Linked DNA regions of Mus musculus: region 1 is linked to region 2. Evidence: chromatin loops called from intact Hi-C (ENCODE). Cell type or tissue: left cerebral cortex. All regions are shown on one strand. Links, peaks and the distances in the headings refer to the core of each region. The heading gives the core; the rest is flanking DNA. Region 1 holds the start of Il1rapl2 (interleukin 1 receptor accessory protein-like 2). Region 2 overlaps Il1rapl2 (interleukin 1 receptor accessory protein-like 2).

Region 1 (11,789 bases), core at 4,186-6,685, 600 kb after region 2:
GGAGACGGCTCAATAGTTAATTATACTGGCAGCTCTTATAAAGTTCTCTTGTTCAATTCCCAGCACCCACATGACAGTTCACTACAGTCTATCACTGCAGTTTCAGAATATTAAACCCCTTCTTCTGGCCTCCTATAGCATTGCATGCATGTTGTGAACACACATACATGCAGGCTATATATATTTAAAAAAACTCAAAAGGACATTAAGAATAAAATAAAACATTAATTTCTTTACATTGAAAGGGGCAATGCATTATGTGGTATGGGCCACTAGACATGGAAAGGATGATACAATGTTTTTCAGAATTAGTAATAAATGTTCAATGTCTCAAATCTCATGTTTGAGCCTCTACTAAATGGTTGGCCATGCTAGCACATTGTTACAATAGTAGATAACTTTCTATGGTTAAAAGGTAATCTATATTATATACCCACCAACTGGAGTCGTTTGAAATTATTCAGACTTGATAACAAGCTGTACCTCTTAGAATCCATTTTTACTCAATATTTTACAGTTAAAATATTTTAATTATAAAAGAATCCTGTAATTACTAAAATTTAGGAAACTCAAGTTTCTAACCTCATTCTGATTTTATATTAAAACATTCACATAGAAACTATATAAAATCTAAATGTATAAACTGTTATGACTATTTTACTAGATTTAATTTTCTAATGATTGTTGCAAAAAATTCAGCAAAGGAAAGAACCAAATGAGCCTCAGGAAGCAGGAAGATTAGTCAAAATATGATTTGGAGAGTAAACCAAAGACAGCAAATACAAACTTTTATGATAGGCCACATCAAGAATCTAGAAGAGCTGGGTGGTGTCAGTACACTGAAAATTAGAGAACATATTCCAGAGATAAAGCTCAAAGTATTTAATTAATAAAAGATGCACAGAAGCAAGAATGGATAGAGAACACAGCAAGACTAGCAAATGAATAATATCACAAGTCCTGAGAATAGGGAATAGTAGAATCATCAATAGAAGCAGACAAAAACAAAGGTTTGGTTAGAGAGAACATTAAATTAGTGTTTGATTTCAGTTTGTCTTCCATATCCACGGGTTCTGCATTTGTCATATATATACATATATATACATACATATATATATATATATATATATATATATATATATGTGTGTGTGTGTGTGTGTGTGTGTGTGTGTGTGTGTGTGTATTCTATAAATGAATAAGTATAGACTTTATTATTGCCATCATTCTCTAAAACAATTTAGTATAATAACTATATAGCACTGACTCTATGTTAGATATGAACAACCTGGAGAGGACTTAAAATATGTGGAAGAATATATATAAGTTATAGGCAAATATATTATACCATTTTATATAAGGGCCATGAATATCCATGGATTTTGGTTTACTTGATATCTCAGACTTAATCTGCTACATAGACTTAATATTTCATATGCTTATGGGATACCCAAATAACAAAACAAATCAGGTAAAAAAAAACAAATCATACAAGTCAAGATACATTAATTTGAAGATCGGAGATTTACGGAGAAATGTAACTTAAGAAGGTGGCCAAAGCCAGGTTCATTGGAACAGAGAATATATATTTTAACAGTGATGGATAGAAACTTGACTAGAGAAATCCTGTTAGTTCACACTTAAAGGATAGTCCGGATTTTTCTTACTTTTGCATTTTATTTCTAAAGAGCTCAACCTGTGGAGTGTTTAATAAGATTAAAATGCCTTTTCACTAAGATACATATGGCACTTGTCAAATGAAGGCAGTGTGTTCATCCCTTCTAACTGACCCTTGTGTGATCCTTACCACGATTATAGACATACCCGGATATATGAAACAGAATGCATTTCCCCTTAAGGAGTACTCACAGATTGCTACAACTGTCATGGAATCTATTCAGATCACCACACGTTTCTGTTAACGAACAGATGTGAGCTCAAAATTCCATTTTACTGAAGTGTTTATGATCATTTCAACCACATTTGACTTCTTTTCCTTTCCCAGTTAGTTTCCCGTATTTTCTTCCCAAATAACAAATTTTTGCACCAAGCCACTTCCCTAAATTCAATCCAACACTTTAAATGAAATAACATTTATTGCCTTAAACAAGACTGGAATTGTCATTTTATGATTCACTGTTTTCAGAATGCCAGGTCCATCACAATAAAACATCATTTGGTTTTACACCTGTGGATACATATTTCAGGTGAGTAACCCAGGCTGTTTCATAAGTAGCCATGTGTGTACAGGCTTCATTTCCTGTTGCTGGCTAACAAGAACCTTGCATTCATCTAAGGTGGTTACAAATTGGTAAACCAAGGCACCTTCAAGGGCCACTGTCTATACACCCAGATTCCCTGGAACCCCACCCTCGGAATTGTTTTAGCTTCTGTACTCAATAGCAGTAAGAGCCCTCAGAAACTGAAAATATCCCATTGTTCAATCTGAGAGCAGCTATCTCACAAAGTTATTCAAATTCCAAGCATAGTGCTCTATTGCCTGGCCTCAGTCTGTGGAGCAAAAGCATAGCCAGCCCCAGCTAGGTATCTCTAAGACAACTCCAGTGCCTCAGCCTGCAGAAAGGGAGGGCAAGTGGCTAGAGGGTGTAAGCCAGGAGCCTTTGATGCAGCAGCCTTTTAACCTGCATTTAAATGCTTTCGATTTAAATCTGCTTCCAGCCTGGTAAATTCGGGCTGTTTAGCCCAGGGCAGCCTGCAGATTGCAAAGTTTTTACAGTAAGCCAGCAGCACAGAGCTGTAGTCACAGCTTCATGTCCAACCACTGAGCTGTGTGACAGCTATGTAGCCAAAGAGCAGAGTTGGTGGAGGCAGCGTAAAAGGCTGGTGGGTAAGTCCAGCTGAAGCCTAGAGTCTGAGACACCTGGCAATTTCCAACTCCCTGAGTCCATTGTTAATTGCCTGATTTCCATTGGGGGCAGAGAGGAGAAGTACTGTGTTTGGAGTCACATGACAAGAAGGAAAGCAGAAAGCAAAGTGTCTATGACCCTGTAAGCAGAGCCAGCTAGTAAACAGCATTATCACTATCATAACCCTGAAATTGTCAGGGACAGCCCATGTCTACCACAGTGGAGTGGAGATATAGGAGTTTCAGCGGTTTAAATGGTCCCCAATCTCACACACCTTTCCTGGACACTTAATTTCCTCCTTCCCAGGGACTGTTTAGAAAAGGTACTCTTCCTGACCTGTGAACACTGCTCAAGAAACTTGCAAATATTCAAGAACACGTCTTTCCTCTCTGCCTTCTTTGGGTCTGGTCTGCCTTGGTTTCATGCTTTCTCTGATTAGAAAAGGAGTAACATTACTCCTTGAAACTCAATACAATCTGCAGCTGAATATGTCAGTGGTGGGCCAGTGCTGCCTCCCATTCATCATCATTAAAAAAAAAAAAAAAAAACCTTAAAGAGATCCCTTTCCCAGGGTACCTTTCAACCCAGATGTACTTTATACCAATGGTAACTTTAGCAGGGAGAGATGAGTCTTAAATATTTGTCTACTAATGTCTACTCCTAATTCCCTTATACTGGGCAAGGACCAAAAGAAACCATTGGAGAGGAGTACTCAGTTTTCCAAGCCTCTCTGCCAAAGAGTTTTCCTTTCTTCTTCCTCTTCTTCCTTTTTAAAAATCTTTCTTTAAGCGTGTGGTAGTAACATCAAGCTGTTTGTTCAGTTCCAGAGGCTCAAGTCAAGATGAGCCACTTGAGGGTTACTCTATCTAAACCCTCTTTCTGAGATCCCCATCTTTACCTCCAAGGAACAGAAAGGAAAGGTTCATATAACCTGGAAAACACCTGTTCAAAGGGGCAGGGATGATCACCACCACCCACCCACACCCCTCGGGATGAAGACAGAATGTCTCAAGGTGTGCAATCTTTGGGTTGTAAGCGCAGAAAGACAGAAATGGCTCTGGGTCACCAGCACTCTCTCCAGTCCTGTGTTCCGCAGGAATTCCCAGACACAGGAGCCCATATTGGGAAACCCCTGCTGCTCTACCGGGCCATCATCTGAACTCCATCCTCCTTGGCGTGCTTTCCTGGCCATAGCCAAAATAATAAGAATTCGGAAGCACCCAGTGGGAAAATGTGTTTCAGGCTGCAAAGCCGCGAGTCACTGGCAGACCACAAATATCTTGCTGGAGAAATACAGAGCTCAGGCTCGCCCTTACCTAACACACTAAGCAGGCTTCTACAGGCGTGAAGCCCCTCGTCCTAAACTTTCAATGAGAAGTTAAAGAGAAAAAAAGAAAAGAAAAGAAACTGCCTAGTTTCCAAGTGGGGAAACCCCATGGTGCAGGACTGCTAGAGCTTCTATGGCCTTATCTTCCCAGATGCCCATGAGAGCGCTTATACACAAGAGGCAACTATCTGTCCCAAGGAGTTTGCCTTACCTGAGTCTTGCAAAACAACCAGCAAGGTCCAGCAGGTTTCAGGCGTATAGTTCCATGCCCAGGGCGCGATGAAGAGCAGAGTTCAGAAGAGCGCAGGGTTTGGCTTCCAGGGCGGCCAGTAAAGCTGCCCAGAGAGGAATGGGATGGAGGGGGCTTTTGGAAGGTGTCTCCCACGCCGCGGACTCAAAGTCTCCCACCAGGTTCACTACACTTCCAGTCCTAAGCCAGCGAGGATACCTGGGAAGTTCGGAAGATTCCTGGAGTTCAGTGCCGCTTCTGTGGACTTCGGGATGTACTGGAGAGGGGACAGGTTACAGGAGGTTTCCAAATCATTAGACCCTATAGTTAGAATGGCAGGTACCACTTCTCAGCTGAGTGAATGGATTCTCAAAGGTGCCCGCCTCCAAGATTCTTTGGAGCGAGTTAGCTTTGGTGCTGCCTCCTTCCAGCCGCACCTGGTTCAGGCCGAACAGTGCGCGCCACGCTGGGACGCGGGACGCGGGGCACCCCAGTTGGCGGTGCTACCACCGCTCACGGGACTCGCGAGCTCCAGAAAGCAGCGGAGCCACCGGCTCAGCCGGGCTGTGGTGCAGGCAGCCTAGCTTGCACCCACCCAGCTCGCCCGCCTCCCTCCTGCGTGGCTCCAGCGCTTCCCGGAGCCCTCCAGCCAGTGCGCAGAAGCCACTCGCACCCCAGCCCTCAAAGAGAGGAGTGCGAGGGGCAAGCGCTGCGCTCCTCTCACATCCTGCCACTGTCGCCAGCCTCTCCAAAATATGCCTGGAGTAGGGAAGTGGGAGGGTAGTGGAAGTCACCCAGAGCCTTGGCTTCCTTGCTAACAGTTTGGTGCCTCCTGGCTGACTGACTGCAACCGGGAGGTGCGAATTAGAGAAGGACCACTCTGGCGCGTCACTGCAAAGGGCTGCTCCTGCTCCTCCTCCTCTTTCACACCCCCTTTGGATTTGGAAGCGCCAAGAATGAGGAGAGTGGAGCGAAGAAGCTGCCAACCCTAAGTCCCCCATCCCCTGGTTTAAAAACGCGCTTTACCGCCCCCCCCCCCGTGCCCCCCTCCCGCCCCTCGAGAAGGGAAGCGTGTCGCTGCAGCGCCGTCTAGTGTCCTTGCCAGACTAGGCTGCCTTAAAGGGATGAGGAGAGCGTTCAGCTCAGTGCAGGTGTGGAAAGTCAGGAACGCAAAGTTTTTCAGCTTTTCTGGTCCCCAGTTCCAGCCACTGAACAAGGTAGCTAGTCCATCCTGATGCACCTGCCTGGTTCCCTGCCGGCTTAAAGCAGAACTTAATGTTTTGTTTTGTTTTGCTTTGTTTTGTTTTGCTTTGCTTTGTTTTGTTTTTAAAGACGAAGTCTGCCAGGTTATCAAATTTTAGTTATAATTACGCTTCTCAGAACGCAAGAGAACTCTTTTTCCAACCCCTTCTCTGTTAAAGATCCTGAACTCTCTGGTTTTCCACTCCCCGGGACCTTAGGGCAGGTAGGTAACCTGTGAAGTTGCGATTGCGATCATCTCACAGCTAGATCCAGATGACTTCCTTAAATCCGAGGCTCACCAGCCATGCTCCTGAACACCTACTCCTCCACACCAGGCAGCCCCCAAACCCTTCTCTTAAGCGGAAAAGCAGAGAGGCTGTTTACCCAAGAACCTGCAGGATCCAGACCGCAGCAGTGCAGAGTGCACAGTTTCTACCCTAAGTATCTTCTGCAGCATTCCCATGGGCTCTCGATACCGTGCTGATTAACGTACTTAACAGGATTGCTCATTTAACGGGTCAGCTGAGCGCCGTGCGCTAGAATTTGCTGCTACACTGAGCTCCTATTAATTTTATCTTTCTGTGCACTTTCTCCAGCTGTTCTCCCGAGGCTGCTCTCGTGCTCTGAATTAGCCCCAGAAAGCCAGCTAGTGAGGGAGACAGAAACAAGGACCAGGAGGGGGCAAGCACTTAGAGTGCCTTTGCCGCAGCACAGATGCACGCCTTTCTAGTTGGGTTTCTTTGCCTGACCCGCAGTGTACACTGGTACACTCAGCTAAAGCTTTTGCGTGGTTGAAGTTAGTCTCCTTCTTACACCAAGTTCACTCTCTTATACTCCTATTTCTTCTCCGTGTAGATCATTCTTCTTTCTGTATCTCAAAACCCCACCACCTCGTGACATAGTCCTTCTGCAAAGCGGAGTTAAATTTGGAAATTTCGTGAAGTCATTGGGAAAGAAAAGTCCTTTTAGGCAGGCAGCAATCAGCCGTACCAAGACAGTCTCCCTGGGTTTTGTTGTTCATGTGCATGCTTGTCGGGTGGAGGTGCTTTTGAAACAGGTGAGATGTCCTACAATTTCTGTTTCTGTTTGTTAATGATTGTTTGCACATAAAACACATTCCCTAGACAGGGATGGCCAGCTGCTTCTCTTCTGTCCTTTGTTATGGTGCTCCTGAAAACTTCCCTACATGCTTGCCCAGCAGCATCCTTCATCTCCATGTCAAGCCAACTGCTGCTGGGCCTACATCACTGTTACCAGCATTCATGAGGCTTGGTTCTAGCCACCTGGCAGACCATCAGCAATACATACAGGGTGGGATCCACAGTAGAAGAACCCCATTTCCAGAACTATATTACCTCTTGGTTAGGTCAGGTACACACACACTGATCGTCCATATCAGGTCAGTCCAAGGGTTCTGAGCCTTAGATGATCAGCCGAGATGTCCTAGGGGAGGACATATGGCTAAGCCACAAGACCATTCACTTATATTAGAATCCAGTACGTAGAGTCTATGAAACCCATTCACAATACTGGATAGAGTTATCCCTCAGCAAATCATAAAGTAGAAAGACTGTACATTTAGAACAAAACAAAGATCTGATCATGGTAGGCACCATGCCTAAAGTCCTAGCACTGGAGGGCCTAAGACAGCAGATATACCACGAGTTCAAGGTCAGCCTGCCTTACATAGTGAAGCTCTATTTAAACGATAAATAAATAGCTGCACAGTGGTGGCCCACACCTTTAATCCCAGCACTTGGAAGGCAGAGGCAGGTAGATTTCTGAGTTTGAGGCCAGCCTGGTCTACAAAGTGAGTTCCAGGACAGCCAGGGCTACACAGAGAAATCCTGTCTCGAAAAACCTAATAATAATAATAATAATAATAATAATAATAATAAATGTCATTTCATTGACCAACTTCTCATCAACTTTCTATACCTAGTATTACACAACTTTGCTAACTTGTACCTGTTTATATATACTGTTTATTATATGTACCTGTTTATATACAAAAGGTATATTCTATATCTTTTGTACATAGCAAAGTATACTCTTTTTTTATGACTACTCTCAGTACTATGAGTACTCTATCAGTACTCTCTCTGTTGATTAGGGTTGGTATTTAATTCTTATAAATGTCTTAAGTCTGACTAACCTTACTGTCTTATGTAATATCACCCTTATCAGAGACTTTAAGAAGACTTTCCACAATTGGGAGTTTAAAGCTCAGGCAGATCAGTCTCTGAATGGGACAGAGGTTGCTAGCTGTTTGTTTTGTCAAATATTCTAGTGTCATTAATGGTTAGACTATGTGATCTCAAGTGAATCAGGGATATAGGACCAGAAAAAGGGAGAGGATGGGTCAATATAATGCAACTTACTGCTAAAGTAACAGAGCAATCTCCCTGCCTCAATAGGATACATTCATAATCCTCCTAATTTAAAACAAAACAAACAAACAAAAAAAAACAACATAAAAATGGACCTTACAGGCTTCTCCAAACGTTGGCTACTCACTGACTGAGACAGAGAAGAACTGGCTGCCATTCAGTGAAGCAAACATCTTTAAAAATTAAGAATGGGTATAACTAACATTTTTTAAAATAATATGTTGAAATATACTTCTACCAAGACAAATTTAAATATTGTCTTACAGGGAAGAGATTATTTATTTTGTATCTAATACATATAAAGTACCCTACATGATTGATTTAAATTCATTCTTGTTCTGAATCCAGTTGATGGTCTAAATTAATTGTTTGTGGAACTGTTAAAGTATTCATTATACTATATTCTAGATATTTTATATAGAAAACTCAATATTAGGTTTCCTTAAGTGCCAAATATGTTTCTAGGCAAAAGTTAACAGCTCATGAACCATAAAAGAAATTGTCAATTTTACTACAAGCAAATAAATCCTTCCCGAAAACACACACATAAATATATGCTATAAAGATGAAAATAGAAGCTATAATGTGGGGGAATTAGGAGACTTCAAAGAACAGTATTTTGTAAATATATAAAGTGCTCTTATATTTGTGAAAATCAATCCAACAGAAAAATAGTCAGGGCCAGTGAGAAAAGCCAGTAATTAGGCTCTTACTCAGGCTCAGTTTGATACCCAGGACCCAAATAAAGGCAGAAGGAGAAAATCAACTCCACAAGTTCTTCTCTGACCAAATACATGCCATGATACACAGGCATACATGCAAGTGCACACACACCAACACACATAACCATGATGATGATGAGGATGATGATGTTACATTTAAAAAGAAAACTAGGCAAAGGAGAAAAATAAATATTACAAATATTTTAGGACCAAGTTGGGACATAGATTTTAAAAGAATTGAGTAGCTAGCTCTTGGTTCAAGTAGAAGGTATGGTGCAGCACTATCTCATAGTGCAATTGATTTTATGTAGGGGCACTAATTATATGCATAATTTTTACTTTTAACAAGTGCTTCTTTTGATCAAGTCCACATAACACAATATATTGCTAAGCTTAGCATTGGGAGATCCATATGACAAAATGTTATGAAGCTTTTAAGTGATGGGGACAACACTGAACATCAGCAGAAGGAGGCAAAAGAAGAGGAGGAGGAAGAAAAGGAAGGAAGGAAGGAAGGAAGGAAGGAAGGAAGGGAGGGAGGGAGGGAGGGAGGGAGGGAGGGAGGGAGGGAGGGAGGAAGACAAAAAAGAAAAGACTAACAGTATTTGTTTTGGTAAAAGGTACTGGAGTATTGCCATAAGATACTGGAGAGAATATCTTAGTAAATACTTATGGACCTCAATAATCACCAGGCTTGGGAGCAAGTGCTTTAATTTTAGCCATAACATTGCTACATAGATCTACATCACTTCAGCAATTAAAATTACATGCAGAAATTCCATCTTTAACTTAGGATTCTGTCTTTTCTATTTCAGGTAAAAGTTAAAGGACCCAAATATGAATTCAATGGTACTGGTGATGTTAATGGCGGCGGCGGTGGTGGTGGTGGGTGTGTAAAGTTGGATTTACATCTTCCATTTTGTTTTGTTTTACAAGGATATTGTCTTTTTATTCTTCCGTGCATTCTTACTGCTTTTATTGAATCAAGTTAATTTTCATTGAATTAAGTTGCTCAGATATGCAGGTTGACTTTCATCATACAAGCCATTCTCTCTCGGAGTATTTTCTGTGCTCCTTTCCTTCCTCTCTTCTGGTTTTCTTATTGTGTGTAATTTGGTATATTTGACGTCATTTCATGCTTCTCCAAAGTTTCCTTCTTCTTATATCCCCTTTTCTTCAGATTATATTATATTTATTATTGAGCATATTGGTTCATTCTCATCTTATATCTTTCATTCAGGTTATCTTAATTTTCAACTCTGGACTTGACATCTCATTCTATTATTTTCTTAAAATAATTGCTCTCTCTCTCTCTCTCTCTCTCTCTCTCTCTCTCTCTCTCTCTCTCTCTTGTTATTAGACACTTTCTTCAAAACTTTGTGCACTTTTAAAAACATAGTTTATTACTTTGAACATACTAGCAGCTTTGAAATTTGTCTGTTAAGCAAGGTTATCTTGGTTCTCACAAAGGCAGTTTCTGTTGTTTGTCCTCAATGAAGGTGATAGTGATGAGCATTTGCATTTTGCAGCAGTGGTTATAGGAATGGTGGTGATGTTGATAGTAGTAATAGTGCTACTAGTTGTAGTAGTTGTGATAGTAGTATTTATAAACATGAGTAACACTTTTCTTTTTGTACCTTCAGTGCTGTCTTTTGAAACCTGTATATTAGAGGAAATATATTGTGGCAGTTCTTAATACTGATTCTACTCACTGAGGTCTTATTTATTGCTTACTTGTTTATTTACTTACCTAAGCTATTTTAACAAAGAATATCTTTCCCATGGAATAGAGTTTGGGCATATTTCATAGAGAAAACCACAGTGAACATAAACATACTCATTGTGGGATGACAGAGGTTGTATCATGGTCCCTTTGCTCTGGTTTTCTACCCTCTGTTGAACTCTATGCACTGTCCCATACCCATTTGTTCTGCTCCATCAGTTACGGCTGATTTGCTATCATTTTCAATAATGTCCATTAAACAAATTGCTGTACAATTCAGTCCAGTTAATTGTGGGCAGGACTAGCTTTGTGGCACATCTTTGAGGTTCATTCTGACTTTAAGAGAGTTCTTAAGTGTAGATTTCCTTGCACCTCTCTAGTAAACTAGCTCTTCTATGCTTCATCTTGCTTTTCTTAATTAATTGAAAGAAGCTAACATCTTATTTTCTTATACAAAAATCTTTTATTTCAAGAGGACCTCAACTTGACCTTCCCCACATGTTGTTGAATAAAATATTTTCAGTGAATTCTTTGGATTTATGACTTTATACCTTTCTCCTTGGACAAAATTTCTAAGCTAGTACTTTGGGCACTGGGCAGAGATAGTAGCTATGATCTTAGTCTGCTTAACTCTTGTGTCCCACCTTGCTCTCTTTCAAACTTATGTCATTTCTTCTTTAATTATGCTCTCATGTGTGTATGTACATGTATATATTCCTAAATAGATAAACACAAGTTTCTCAATACTACTTAGTATTGGATAAGCAGTTGCTGTGCCCTTCCCTAGGGAAGACTCTTTCTCCTGCTATCAGCATTCCTTAGTTGCCTAGTGTTGAGTATGTATTTCTTAATTTGCCCATACACCCTTAAGACTATATCCAGCTTTATTTTTGTCTTCATTGCCAATGCTTGTTTCTTTGAGAATGGGGTCTATGGATCTCATAATGATGCTCCTCAACAAATACTTACCAAAAGGAATAATATTTATGAATTAATGCAGAACAGACAAGGGATTCCGAAGCGTCTTTACAAACAGAAGGTCTTGTTGGGAGAGTACTCACAGGTCACACAGTGTTAGGCAGAACCAGAGAAGGCTTCATTGAAGAGGTAGCATCTGATGGTGGCTTCAAATACAAGTTAAGATAAAGAGGGAGATTTTCAGACAGAAGGAGTAACATCAACATATCTACTTTTCAGTGATCGAGCCCACTATGTAGACACTATTTTTATGCACTGAATATATAGCACTGAAATATATGGATAAAGAAAATCTCTGCTCAAATGGCATTGAA
Region 2 (2,500 bases), core at 1-2,500:
ACATGACTGAATTTTCAAGTGCCACCAGGAATCACAAGTGTAAGTTACGTTGATGCCACAAAGATATTGTAATAGCACATCACACGTCCAGAGTTATTTGCATGCTGAATGGCCATACATATTTGGAAAATAGCTGAAGAGATGCATCTGTGAAGCAGCTGGCAAATGTGTAGGCTATAGTCAAGGAGTTTACATGGTGGAACTGAGTAGTCAACACAGGAGCCCCCAGCGTAGGCTAGCCTGTGAACTTGACCTCATCAACCTAGCATCGGGCCACAGAGACATCCAGCCCTATTCTGTTCACAATTCCAGTGGCAGCTCTGGAAGTAGACCTCCCACTGGGCTTCATCGAAGTGTTTTCCATATAGACTGAATTCTCTCACAGGTGATTCTATAGCTGGGTCTCTCTGATTCATTCATTACAAGTGTGAACAGAGGCACCACAGGCAGGGAAACACTGCTTTCCCCCAACTGGTGAGATTCTGCAGTTGGCAAAGTTTATTACAGAAAAACAGATTGAAAATATAAAAGGCTACCTCCTTAAAGTCTCATGCCTACCACCTTGATTCAGATCTCTGGAAGGTTTTCAAATAATTATTCTTGATTCAGTCTTCTTGGCAGAAAATGCTTTAATATTGAAGTTTTCCAAACCAATTATAACGGAGCAAAGAAAGCCACTAAAAGTTCAGGGCTCTATTTTAATAATTTTATTCCAGTCTGCAAAAACAGGCAAACAGATGTGTGATTGGGAATCTTGATGTGAAGATTCAAAACGAGGGGTGTATGGACTTTATTCATGGATACTGACATCCATGCAGTTTATTTTGCCACAAGAAGAAGCCTAGAGATGTAAACTAGTGAAATCTCCTGCAAAGTACCCTAGGTGACTGCAGCAAGGTAGGTTAGCCATTTTATAATCACATTTCTCACTGCCACACTTACATGCCTTCAAAAACGAAGCCCCGTGAAAATGTATGAATCCTTATAAAAGGATATGATGCCAACATTAACAACTAGAAATACATTTTTAAAGGGGAAAAAAGAACATAGAGTGTAGTTAATTTAGACTCCAACAGCCATGCACATCACAATTCTGTTACAGGTATAGAGGGAAAATTGATATACAGCTGCACATATAATTGCTAATTGTGTATTTTTACCTAAAAATCAAGATTTGCCTCAAAATCCCCATTAAGTAAAATGGGTTCAATGGCCCAAGAGAAACTATGCAAATTCCAGACACTGGTGAGTAGTTTTGTCGCAGTTTATAGCCTCTAGCCTCATGCTAACTGTGTTCAATACAATCTTTTAAAAAAAAAACTAAAAAAAAAAAACCTTTATCAACTCCACCCCATTCATTTTCACCACTATTTCTCTTGAATCAATAGGGTAGTTAGTAATTGGGGGCAATTCAAGAAATTTCCACTAGAGGGAGAGCTGTCCAAGTCTTTGTGTAGCACTTAAGTTTTCCGTGTCTACTTTCTAAAACTAAGAATTTGTTAGAGGTCAAGCACTAAGCACTGGTTGCTGGAGAAGAATCATAGCACAGCTATGAGGATGCCCTGCTGTGGCGACAAAGGTAGCCAAAAATTGAGGATGCAGCAGAGATCATTCTCAAAAGAGAGGGTCAAGAGCATGCATAGACCACATGAGTAGCAGCTGGAAACACATAGCAGTAGCAAGAGAAATTCACTTAATCCTTAGCCTTAGAATAGGCAAATAATACATTAGATGTTGAGATGTTTTACAAGGCTTTTCCCCCTCTCATTTTATTCTCATGGTTACTCAGAAAGAAAGGGACTCAATATTCTTATTTTATTAAAAAGAAAGAAAGAAAAAATGAAAAACCTCTGAGACTTTAAGTGACTAACTCAAGGTCACTTGAGGTACAATGACAGCAGACACCACATTGGGATAAAGTGAACTCCAGAGCTATGGATCTTGATGTCTGTGTGTTTCATGTTCTTCCTCTTATATTCTTTCTCTTTCTAGCTCACAATCCAATAGAAGATTAAATTCTGCTTAGTGGCATCCAAATTGTCATAGGTATGCCCCAGAGTCCACATCTGTCCAATGAGTATAGCCCTTTCAACCTTAGTCATAGCCTCTGCCTGCATAAACACTGTAGGAATAATGGCCATCAAGTAATATATGCCAATTATTTACCTATGAGTCACATATAGTGCTTACAAATTAATGAGTTATTAATAATTTATGCATATCATGTTCCTTCTTGTGATGAGGTCAAAACCTTGGATATACAGTATTTAACCCTTATCAATGTATTTAAAATTAAATATCTAGAGATGATCAACCAAATCTGTGCTATTATAATCTCATCATAGAGATGTGTGCTTATCTTAGTATCTATACCAGTATTATATTTATTAAAAACAATATTATGAACCCTGATCTTAGAAATTTAATGTTAGAATTACATGTTTTCTATTTCTATCTCAGGTCACTCTGCTCCCTAAAGCCAAATTTCTTTTTATTTATA

Evidence for each region. A loop is a pair of places that touch in the nucleus more often than their neighbours do. Peaks named below come from ENCODE experiments on the same cell type or tissue, not always from the same donor. Only the 100,000 strongest peaks of a DNase experiment are listed, where the experiment ranks them.
Region 1: a loop joins it to region 2, with 6 times the contacts of the local background. A loop is called at or near these places in 5 of 42 quality-filtered maps.

The regions. Positions count from the first base shown.
Region 1 is chrX:137,564,256-137,576,044 of GRCm38, reverse strand. Il1rapl2 (interleukin 1 receptor accessory protein-like 2) reads right to left here and starts at 5,291. Exons shown (of 11, transcript NM_030688.2): 1 at 4,403-5,291. In left cerebral cortex, for the core only: a CTCF peak has its summit at 5,530 (motif pointing left); DNase peaks (open chromatin) are centred at 5,209, 5,497, 6,202, 6,390 and 1 more place; H3K4me3 peaks cover 1,588 bases.
Region 2 is chrX:138,169,283-138,171,782 of GRCm38, reverse strand. The region is part of intron 2 of Il1rapl2 (interleukin 1 receptor accessory protein-like 2); the gene reads right to left. Among named protein-coding and RNA genes, the nearest start is that of Tex13a, 39 kb to the left of the region's middle. In left cerebral cortex, for the core only: a CTCF peak has its summit at 1,416 (motif pointing right); a DNase peak (open chromatin) is centred at 1,454.